Regions from separate parts of the Homo sapiens genome. Here region 1 is linked to region 2. Evidence: chromatin contacts called from ENCODE Hi-C or POLR2A ChIA-PET data. All regions are on one chromosome and are shown on one strand. The core of a region is the stretch at or near the end of the contact, and the rest is flanking DNA. Distances in the headings are between cores, read along the strand shown.

Region 1 (5,909 bases), core at 192-2,691, 60 kb before region 2:
CTCAGGGGAACATTATCCTCTTTGCAAAATAACTGTGGAATTAGAGCTTGATGTGGGCTTAGCGGGTGCCCTGCAGTGTCTCAGTTCATTCCTACCCAGCAAAGTGGCTGACGTGAGAGCGGGGTCTGCACCGACAGCAGGACCTCCCTGTTCACCTGCTCCCGAGACCACCAGGGAGCCATGCTGTGGCTGTGGCTGAGGCTGAGGGTGGGGCAAGAACCCAAATGCACACAAACCTGCATCATCCGTCCAGCACTGGATCCCAGGGTCTCTCTAGACATTTTAAAAGATCTTTAAAAACAGGGAAGAAAGAAACCAACCCCATTGGGGCGGTGGCGGCTCCCTTAAACTTTCAGCGACTGCCATGAGAACAGAGATTTCGGTGGCTCCAAAGAACACAGGCTTATATTCCTTTGCTTTTCTTGAGGTTCTTATGCCGGAAAGATGCAGGTGTTGCCTGCCCTCTTGCCCTGTGAGGCTGTTCCTCAGCCGCCAGCCCAGGACTGGGCGTCCGGCCGTTCTGTCCACGCTGCAGCCCTGCTGTCCGCTAGATGGCGCTGCGTCATGCCCGTGGCGGGCCTGTCTGGAACCCAGGAAGGCCTGGCGGAGTTCCAGGAGGGTCTCTGGAGACCCAGGCGTCAGCACAGTGGCGGGGACGAGTCCCCTCCCTGGAGGGTGTGAGATCCCCTCATTGCCGGGCTCTGGGCACCCAGAGCACAGATTTTGTTCGCTCACTGCTGGAGAAGCATAGCCTGCCTGGGAAATGCCCCCTCCCCTCTGTGGAGCCGGGAGGTATGCATGCAGGCATGTGTGTGTGTACACGTGTGTGCACACGCCTGTGCCTGTGTGTGCCTTGTGCATTCTGTGCAAGGATGTGTGTGCATGCGCATGCATGCATGCACACACCTGCACACACTCCTGTGGCCGTGTGCTCTTGTGCATATGTGGGGGTTCTGTGTGTGTGTCTGGGGACAGGGAGGTATAGGAGGCAGCTCCCTTTAGCCCATTGGAGGCTAGCCCTGTGTATGTGCTGGACTCCAAGATGACAAAGACCTGCCCAGGTCTCAGCCTCAGCCTGTAACTGCTCTGAGCCTCCATTTACTCATCTGTAAAATTGAGATGCCCCAGTTACCTCCCAGGTGTGATGAGGCCCCATGGAGACCATGGGGCGAGAGGGCCCTCCCCACAGGCATGACGCAAAGTGACATCGATACACACCTGTGTTGTGGTCACGCACCTCCAGCAGCGGCCACAGGAAGGACACTGAGGTCTGCCCTGGGCTGAGGCCCATGGCATCCTGTTCATCATGGGGGTGCCACGGAATCCCCCATCCCACAGGGGAGGAGACGCAAGCTGAGAGGCGAAGCCACAAGCCTGACTCTGAGCCCAGGCTGTCGTCCCGGGCCGCGGTGCCCACACTGCCACTCAGCCCTGGCTGGAGATGCAGTGCTGAGGTGGGCAGGTGGCTCCACCAGCCCCATGAGGCTCAGTGGGACCTGGTGGAGGGTGGCACTGGCCTTGGAGAAGACTTGAGCCCAGCCTCTCTGTGCTGGCAGCTGGGAATGCTGAGAGGCAGGAGGAAGCTGGGGGGCACTTCCTGAGCCCCCACTGCATGGGGACAAAACCCAGGGATCCCTCCCCAGGCAGAGACCCCACCGGGCTCGATCACCAGACTTCTGGCTGTCAGCTGGCACAGAGGCCCAGCAGGGACAACCCCGGAGGAGGGGAATGTGTCATTGGGAGCCTGGGCAGCCATCAACTAGTCCTGGCCTAAACGTGGAGCACCTGGTGCCCGGCCCTTTGGCAGGGCCTTCCTTGGGGACAGAGGTGACTGCTGGTGCCTGGACCCAGGAAGCTCCCCCATCTCCCCAGGCCACCAGAGGCCCCGAGTCACTCCCGGGTGAAAACACAAATCCAGGCTGGGGCAGCTGACAGGTGGTTCCCAGGGAGGAACTGAGGGGTTGAGGGGCAGGAGAGGTGGGAGCTGGACACAGTGACTTCTGGGGCATCAGGCCTCGGCCATCTCCGAAGGAGGGCTCCCGGGAGGTGCACGTGGACAAGATTTCTGGACGAGATCAGGCTGCTTACCCGTCTGCCAAGGCCCTGCAGCTTGGGTGTCTTTGCGAACCTGTCAGTAATTGGGGTTGTGTCCAACAGCCTGTGCCAGGCTCCTTGGCGGGGCAGTCCTTGCAGCAGTCCTTGAAGGTCACCTCGAGAGCCAAGGCTGGGCAAAGCGATGGATCCATCAGGTGCAGGGGGAATGGTGTCTGGGGCCCACAAAGGTCACGATGTGGCCCCGCAGGTGCCAATGAGGGAGCCAGGGTCCAGCCACCTGTGCTTGCCAGCTGGGTGCCCTGGTACCAGGGGACGAGCTCCTTCTTGGTTTGCACAAAGGCTGGTGGGCCCCGTCCAGGAGCTGCTGCCCAACAGTGTGCTCTCGGATCCCTAGGACACGGGGGCCCCAGCTGCATGCTGTGCTCAGCCCCATCGGACACTGGGAGCCCCCTTCTATGGAACCAGAGCTCCCGAGGGGATGCTAGAAAAGTGTGGAGCTCTTTTCCTGGGCGCTGAGCCCCCTGTCCATGGTAGGAAAGAGGACAGTATTAGTGATGGGGATGCAGGGACACCTGTGGCTTCAGAGCATCAGCTTGGAGTGTCTGATTTAGTCATGAGACAGCCTCACCTGGGGAGAACTTTCTTCCCATTTTACAGAGGGGTAAATAGAGGCTGCTGTGGCGCCCTGCCCAGGAGCCCTGGCTGCTTCGAGGCTGAGGAAAGCAGGGAGGTGAGCAGCTCGGGGCCTGCCCTGCAGGTGCACCCGGACCCTGGGTGGGCCCTGCCACCCCGCACGCCTTCCCCAGAGCCCTCTGAGCCTTGGCCGGTGGGCGGACGGAGAAGGTTCTGAGGGGAGGAGTCTGGAAAGAGGGAGGGGCTTTGTGAGGGACCACAGGGGAAGTGGGGCTGAGCCTCTGCTGTCCTCAGCCTCTGCTGTCCTCAGCTGGGTCTCCCACCAGGTCCCTTCCACCCGCTGTGGCCTTGGCGTCCTTCTTGCTTGGGCCCCATGGGTCAGCTGTGGGTGCCTGGACACCCATAAGTGGCCATCCTGCCTGGGTCCCTGGACCTCTTGCCACCTCTCCCATCCCCACACACCTGCCACCATGCCAGCAGCCACTTTCTAGAGCCTTCCGTAGCAAATGAGTTCCTTCATCTCAAATTAGGTGCAGGGGGAATGGTGAGGCTTTCTATAAAAGCCTCTCTGCTGATGACGGCTTCCTGCACAAACAGACCTCCACTAGGGACTGGAGCGACAACCTCTCCCCGCTGAGCGCAGCCGGCGCGTCTCCCGTGGAGCCCACGTCTCCTGGGAACAGCCTCCTCCTCTGACAGACAGGGCCACAGAGCCAACTTGTTACAGTTTGCAGAGAGCCCGCTGCCCTCTGCCGCAGCTCAGTTGGGTGGGTGCCTGGGCCCCGGGCCACCCCTCTGGTGCTGGTCCTTGGCTCCTCTTTTTGCAAAATAGAAAGGAATTTCCAGAATCTCAGCAAAACTACACCGCAGCTTGGACTGTGGATTTGGGGTCTGTGCAAAGCACCCTATCCCTTTCTTGGGGCAGTCAGGCTGGAAGAAGACCTTGCCCGCCCAGGGCACCCCTGAGGTGCAGGGCACCGTGCCTGTGATGCCCTCATGGGTGCACTGAGCTCCCCACAGCCCTGCAAGAGCTTTCTGCTGATGGCTCCCGAGTCACAGATGGAGAAACTGAGGGGTTGTTTATTGGGCCTGCCCATCTGGTCAGCAGCAGAGCGGACGCCCCGTCCGTGCAGCCCCTGTGCAGCTGTTGCTGGCCACTTTGTCTGTTTGTTAGGTTCTGATGGGACCTGGGGGACACCCCATTCTGGGAGCCTGCTGAGCCACAGCACACATGGTGAGAAGCCATTCAATGGCATTTCTTGAAAAATCATGCTTCAATCGAATCTCTTCAGTAAGTTACATGGGTTTTTCACTAGTTAACCAAAATAAATTGCATCAGAGGCTAGTGTTTATGAATTTTTAAAACAACGCGCCTGTATTTATCTGCCATTTGTTTCATTTAATTTTTTTGTCTGTATGCCTTCCTGTTTGGGGGCAGTGCAGCTGCGGGCCGGGCCGGGCCTGGAACACTCAGTGTAGGCTGCCTAAATATTTTATTTGCCAGTTGCAAACAGGAAACGTAATTAGAGGCCTGATTGCCAGCCATGCCAGGGAAAGGGGGTCTCGAGGGGGGGCCAAGCTCCCTTTATTCTTTGGAATTTATAGCGTTTGGATTACAGAGCCACAGGGAACAGGCTTTTTGTTTTTTATTTTCTTAACTAGAATGAAGGCAAAGGTTTCTGCAGATAGGAAATTCCCCAACTCACACGACATCCATTGAAATTTTAATAGAATGCTAAAATTCAGCCCCTGAAAGCATCCAGCAGCAACTCCGGTTTGCTTTGAGTCACTGGGTTGGAAAACACAAGAGAAGGTCGAGGAGCAAACAGGGACGTGGTGGTGGGAAGTAGGGGGAGAAGGAGGAGAACTAGTTCCGAAAATAATGAAGAAAAACAGAGTTCACAGCTCTTGCAGAGCTCCGTAATTAAAATCCCGGGCGGAAGCGGTTATTTCTCTTTAAGCAGCACCAGAATCAATTTGCCCTTCTAAGCCCTTTATTTTCTGGGCAAAAGAGCTACTTGTCTCTTGCAGTAGCGTACTTGGTAGCCAGCCCTCACCCGGGAAGACCCCAGAAGCCGGGAGTGAGGTGGTCCAGCCTTCTTCCTGTCGGGAGGGGGGCAGTTCAAGGGCAGAAGTTGGTGCACCTGGGGAGCTCCTGGCGAGGTGTCCCCTTTCCTGTGTCTCATGCAGCCTTACACATGTGGGTGAACACATAGGGACCCGGGGACGGAGTTGAAGATTGGGACCACCCGGGCCTGCTGGGACACACACAGAGCAGGTGGCATTAAGAGGACCCCTCTCCAGGACAAAGGTTGGCAGCTTCAGGTCTGGCTGACCCTGCCTGGTGGCAGGTGGCCTCCGCTCCCAGCAAGCATGTCAGGGAACAGAGTGTCCAACCCCACACCACCATGCTTGGCTTCAGCTTCCTAGGGGCTGCTCCTGGCCTTCCCAGCCTCTGTGGAGCCCTGGTGGGAGACAGACCAGGCGCTGGGGCTGATCCAGGCGCTGCTTCTTGTTGGCCTGTGGTCTGTGGCGGCGCCGGCCTCCTGGAGCTTCTTCTCCAACTGGAGTGTGATGGACATGCCGTCCTCACCTCGGTGAGGCTCAGAGCGGAATGTGTGGGAGAGCTCCCAGCCAACCAGGCCCCTGCAAGCTAAAATAAAAAAAAATAAGATAAAAAAGAGGAAAGTCATCTCTAATCTCACCGCCCAGAAATAATCTCATGACAGGTGTGGCACAGAGCCTTCCAGACGTTTCCAGGTGCCTTATAAACTTAAATGTACGTTTTCACAAAAATGAGGCATGCCCACTGCCCTTGCCTCTCACTCTCTAGTGCACAGTGAGTGCCCATCCCGTCTGTTGGGCATGAGCTTCCACAGCAGCATCTTGGCGTCTGCTGCAAGCCCGTACCATCATTTGCATGCCCGTTCTCCTGTTGTGGAAGGGAAGGGTGTTTTCCACTTTTATGAACAACCCTGCGGTGGGCAGGCTGTGCTCATGGATGTTTGCGGACTTGCCGATCACACACAGCGTCTTTGGAGGTCAAGGGTGGTGCCTGGAGCTCCTCAGAGTTGGGGTGCGTGGATGTGGCCAAGGGGCTCCCCACACCAGGGTTAGCTGCAGGGGCTGGGACAGGGCTGGCCCCAGGACTTCCACGCACAGCTGTGCAGGCTGCGTACTGCATTCTTCTGGGAGGCCTTGTCATCTGAGACATGACATCA
Region 2 (5,625 bases), core at 1,040-3,539:
CCTGTGTGTGTGGGATGCGTGTGCACCTGTGTGCCTGGGGACCCAGAGGTGAAATCACAACCACCTGAGGTCCCCAGCACCACCTGCCCCCGAGCTCCAGCCCAGGCACCTTGCCTTGCTTTCATCCCAGAAAGGGGTGACTGCAGGCCGGGGCTGCCCTGGTGCAAGGATTTCATCCTAGTACCCATGGCCATCAGGGGAGGCAGCTGGGGCCAGAAATGGGCACCCAGGGACCAGGAGGAGCCCTCTGCGCTATGCCTTCAGCCCTGCCTAAAGGGCATCCCCAGGGAGGCAGGCTTCTCTGTCCAAGCCCCAGCCAGAGCACAGCACAGACTGTTCTGGTCCAATCCAGCCCCCCACCCCCACAATTTGAGGGCAAAGAATGAAGGCCTCCTGACGGGGGCTGGGCATTTGCCACGAAGCCTCATTAACTTGGACACTGTCCTCATTCCACAGGGCAGCACAGCCCCTCAATGTTGGAAAACGGTGGCAGAGCCTCAGATACCTGCCGGGAGTTGGAGGACTGGGATCTGTCCCATCCCGTGGCCTCTGGGCTCACACAGGGTCCCAGCCACAGCCCTGGCAGCCTGGGCTTGATTCCATCTTCTTCCAATGAGAAGAATGTGTTCCTTCCTGCTGACCTGCGGGATTGGAAATGCAAGTGAAATCGCTGTTCCGACGCACAGGTTGTCCACATTATTAATAATAGATGGCCAGTGGGTGAATTATTTTCAGTGGGGGATTATTTTCAGTGGGGGAATTATTTCAACCATCCCACCCAACGTGCAACCTCGGGCCAGAACTGGTCCAGGAATGATCGAGTAAAAGTTTATGATAAAAATATCCAAAAATTGAGGAACTCTATAGCAATTTGACAGGATAATTGTGTCTGTTGAATCTCATACTAAAACATGATGGCTTAAAATGTGTGTGTGTTTTTTTTAAACTAATATATATATATTTTACTTCATTTTACTAGTATTGGTCTGAGGTAGATTGGAAAAGCTTCAGTAACCAGTCTTTGCCACAGAGGATTTGAGAAGCATAGACTTAAACTGTAAAGAATCACCTTCTTCAGCAAAGCAGTTTGGAGACAGCTACGGAGCTGAGTGCTGCAAGAGTGTGGGCTCCGGCACGGGCGTCCCACCCTGGGATGAATCCGGTGCAGGCTTTTCTGAGAGTAATGTCATAAATGTGTCAGCTGCTCTAACAAAGTAACCGTCCTTTGATCAATCCTCTGAGACGTGGAAAAAGGCATAACCACCAGGACATCCGCTGAGCAGCGTCTGAAAGAGTGAAAAACCCAGAAATGGCATGAACGCCCCACAGCAGAGGAGGGGCTGAGAGGGCAGCTCATGCACAGAGCGAGGCATGAGGCAGCCGCTGACGACGGTGCAAACTCGGTTTTGTAGAAGAGCATTCACCAGGAGAAACTGTTCCTGCCTTCATTTATTCATCAAATGTTTACTGATAACCTACAAAGTGCCAGGCAGGTGCCTGGAAGATAGACTGTATTTATTTTAAAAACAGCCTTTGAAACACTGGAACGCATGGTCGCAAGCTGATGAAAAGAAAAGTGCATCTATGCACGGGAAGAGCTAGAACGCTGTGCTTGCAGACGTCACCTGTCACTTGCTCTCGGAGTGGGATTGTGGGCATGTACCTTCTCTTTGGACTTTCCGATATGTTCCATGATGTTCTCTGATGAATATACGGTTTATGAAATTAGACTGCGAAATATGTGCAGTGAAAACAGTCTCCATTTGCATGTTAACACGGCGTGCGGCAGGAAGCATCCTGCAGGTCACTCTGATTTTTTCCAGGACTGCCCAGGGCTCTTGTCCTCAGGGCACCCACCTGCCCATGTGCTCCCTACCCAGCCTGAACCTGAAACAGGCATCCCAGTTCCCCTCTGGCACTGCATCCAAAGGCCCAGCTCGAGGTCTCTTTTCCCAGGTCCCTGTGCCAGCCCCTGACCCTGCCCCTTCCCCAGGAGCAGATCCATGGCTCTCCTGCTGCCCCACAGGCCTCATCCTCCAGTTCACTGGCTTTCAAGGGCCAAGGCCAGAGCACCCAACAGGACTGCCCCCTCCTGCCGAGGCCACCTGAGTGCCTGCCTCTGTGTCCTCCTGCATCTCAGCTGCAGCCTCCACCTGGCCTCAGCTCCAGGCCCAGCCCCAGACACCTGGACCCCACCTGGCAGCCACAATGGTTTGGACATGCAGGATGGGCACTGCACCACCGCCATGCACCCTCCAGGGAGCTCCGGCTGTGCTTGGGCTTAACCCCAACCTCCTTCTGCCAAGGAGGCCCCCAGAACAGGCCCTGACCACCTGTGCTGTTCCTGCGTCCCCGATGGACTGGGCTGAACATTGGTCAGGCCCTTGCTTCAGGAGCCTTGTGCTGCTCCTTCATGAGGCTGAGGCATTCCTCAGAGTTCAGCTTGGATGCCACCTCCTCCAGGAAGCCTCCCTGGTTTTTCCCCTCCATCCTTGAGAGGAGATGAGCTGTTCCTCGTCTGTGCTCATGCAGCCTGCACCTCCCCTACTCCAGGCCCTGCACTGTGGGGGCCGCCTGGCTTCTCTGTCCCCACCAATGGCAATTCCATGAGGTCACATGTGTCTTAGTCCCGGCCCTTGGCACCTGGCACAGAGCCTGGTGTGTAGGGGAGCTCTGAATGTTTGCAGATAAATGCTCCTGGAGTGTGCAAGTGGACTCGGAATACACACGGAATATACACAAACATTTAGGTGCTGTGTCCTCCTGGGGGACTCTGTGTGCTCGGCACCAGGAGGTAGACTCCCTGCAAGCCACTAGGAGGATCTCCGTGGAAAGGGCAGGGCATCTTTGTGAGCAGCTCCTCCTCCTCTCCCGCCCCAGCCTTGGTGCTAAAAAACCCCTCCTGTCCCTGCCTGAGGTCTCTCAGGAAGCACCGGGTGCTGTGAAGCTCGCACCTGGCCTGGCCCCAGCTTGTCACGCTGCCAAGCGTCTGACGTCACCTCTTGGCAACAGAACAGCCAGAACCAGGCTGGGTGGCTGGATATTAAAGAGCCACAGACAAACCCTGAGTGGATTGTCTCAGCGAGTTTTAAAGCACTCGCCTCTCTCCGCTCGACCCCCCCACACACGTGCTGGTTGTGAAATCGAAGGAGGCCTTGCGCTTGGGGTTTTGCCGTATTTCTGTTCTCCATCCCTCACCTCCAAAACTCAAGTGAATAGGCCAGATGCGGTTGCCACAGCAACCCCCTCTCCTCCAGCAGCTTGCGCTGGAGTTTTCAGCTTAATCTTCCTGGAAGTATCTGGGCACCAGAGTGCTGTTTAGGAGAACGGGGGCCATGTGGTGGGGAGGCCCTGCCTCCGCCTGCCTGCTGCCACCTTCACTTCTGGGGGTTTAGGAAGCTATGACTAGGGTAGTTACAGTGCTTTCTGGAGTGGGCAGCCACCTGGCAAAGTGATGACGGGGAGACCATGGGCTGCCCTCCAGAGCCCGAGGTTGGCTGGGACTTGGCCCTCCCTCCCCACGAGGAATCCAAGTCAGTCCTCTCAGCCCACGGAGGTGGGGAAGGTGTCCCATTATGTCTTTTGCAGATGGGGACCTGCTCAGGGACACCAGGTCAGGGAGGGGCAGAGTTAGGCCTGGACCCAGCCTGTGGCACTTGAGGGCCCCCCCGGGACCTCCAGGTACACAGACCCTGCCTCACCTTGTGACCCTTCTCTGCAAAGCTGACCCCGTCTGGGTGAGCCCAGCAGCTGCCCGAGGCCTAGAGCCAGTAGTAGCCTCCCGAGGCCAGTCTATTGGAGCTGACAGCTCCTCCTGCAGGCTGAGGCTGGGAGGTGGATGCCCCGACCGCAGGCCTTAGCATGGATCCATGGGCCCCTCAGAGACCCCCAGCGCCACTGGGTGTAGCCAGCAGCAAGGTGGTTCTTCAAAAAGCCTCCCCTGAGTGATCTGGGTGGGGGTGGTGGCTTTCCAGCGTTGGGGGGACGCTCAATTAACCTGCAATGACGCCCAGAGTCAGGCTGCTCAGCACGTGTGGCTCCTTGAATCTAAATTAATAAAATTCAATACAATTAGAAATTCGGTTTCTCGGCTGCACTGACATTTCAAGGGCTCAAAGGCCACATGTGGCTTGTGGCCGTCCTGTTGGATGGCAGAGACCTAGAGCGTTTCTGTCACTGCAGAGAGCTCGGTTGGAAGCACTGGCTCTGGTGGCTAAGGCCTACGTCAACAGACTCGTGCCAGAAGCAGGCCTGGGAGGCTGCAATTGGAGTCAGACGGTGCTTGGGGCGGGTCCAGCTCCTTGCTGCCTCTGGCTGTGCCACCTCAGTCCAGTGCCTTGGACCCTCTGAGTCTTGGTTTCCTCATCTGTGACGGGGAGAACAGCAGTGTCTTTTCTTTCATGGCGCCAGTTTTCAAGTCAGCTGCCACCCCAGTCTCCATTACCGCCCCTCAGGTCATCTTCCCCTTCCTCCTGCCACCCGAGAGGGGCTGCTATTCTTCCTCTTCTACAGATGAAGAAACTGAGGCTCAGAGAGGTTGAGGGACTTGCCCAAGGGCAGGCAGATATTGCTGGTGAGCAGAACCCGCCTGAATTTGAGGCTCATGTGGTCAGACCTCGCCAACAGAGCCCAGGGTATGACCAGCCACATGGTACAGAGCCTCCGTGGTCAGACCTCGCCAACAGAGCCCAGGGTATGGCCAGCCACATGGTACAGAGCCTCCCGCTCTGAGCTGGCATCCGGCTTCCTGCCGTCCAACCTGACCCCTTTCCTCCCCGCTTCCTCCCCACTGCCCTTTATGCACATGAGGATGGCAACCCTCTCTCTTTTCATGTCTGTCTCTGGGTGAGTGTGGCAGTCCGGGTGGCATCTCCTTGCAGGTCCGATCCGCGCTTTCCCGCCTGCGGAGCCACTCAGCCCCGAAGCGTCCAGGGCATGTTCTCTGCTCCCAGAGCTGCGGGTGCAGGGCTGAGCTCCTGCTGTTTCTCCCGTGCCCAGCCAGACCCATCATGGCTACAGGTGGGCAGAGGCTGGCAGATTGCATTTCATAGGCCCCAGGATTTCACGGGACCCTCTGTGGAATTCGGCCACAGCCCTACAGATTTCATGGGACACTTTGCCATCAGCCACCCCCTGGAATTTCATGAAGCACCCCACAGAATCTCACCCGACATTGGTGACAGTCACGGGGCACCCGAACACATTCTCCCAGTCGTTGTTTTGGTATTGGTGGCTCTGAGGCCGTTCCCCTGTGAAGCCAGGGAGTCGGGTTATCCGGAGGCGAAAGATGCCAATGATACCCGAAGTTCTGTCACTCCTTCCACATGAGACAGGGAAGTGAGTCTGCTGGGAGGCGGAGCTCCCCCATGAAACGTTCAACCCACCGTGTGACCCTGAAATGCCATCACCAGGGTTTGGACGAGGGACAGAAAGGGGCACCTGTCCCTCAAGGACTCAGCAACTTGAGGCTCCCAGGGCTCAGGGCACCTCCGCCATGGCCACAGGGACTCTTGGGGTCTGTCCCGGGGCCACAGACGCAGCTCTGAGTGGCCCTCTTGCCATTTGCTTGGATCCCACGGATGGCTCTGGACCCAGGGAAGCAGCGAGGGCTGACTGTCCCGGCTT

The links. Hi-C counts contacts between places; a loop is a spot of excess contacts on that map. ChIA-PET counts read pairs that join two places held with the same protein, here RNA polymerase II (POLR2A). Pooled maps may share reads with other maps.
Region 1: a loop to region 2 is called in a map of posterior cingulate gyrus, with 2.7 times the contacts of the local background. The contact joins the promoter of LINC02907 here to the enhancer-like site in region 2. A Hi-C loop is called at or near these places in 2 of 168 maps with a recorded cell type or tissue (A673 and posterior cingulate gyrus) and 3 of 50 pooled maps. POLR2A ChIA-PET finds 5 or more read pairs at or near these places in 1 of 52 experiments (WTC11).

The regions. Positions count from the first base shown.
Region 1 is chr9:135,338,781-135,344,689 of GRCh38, reverse strand. It overlaps LINC02907 (long intergenic non-protein coding RNA 2907), which reads right to left and starts at 1,441. Exons shown (of 3, transcript NR_171012.1): 1 at 1,219-1,441; 2 at 237-668. RefSeq lists an enhancer at 1,688-2,400.
Region 2 is chr9:135,279,508-135,285,132 of GRCh38, reverse strand. No RefSeq gene overlaps it. Among named protein-coding and RNA genes, the nearest start is that of LINC02907, 61 kb to the left of the region's middle. RefSeq lists enhancers at 1-136, 1,611-2,158. Within about 2 kb of position 2,289, at least 4 of the 41 ENCODE cell types and tissues checked have a DNase peak (open chromatin) inside an H3K27ac peak, as active enhancers do.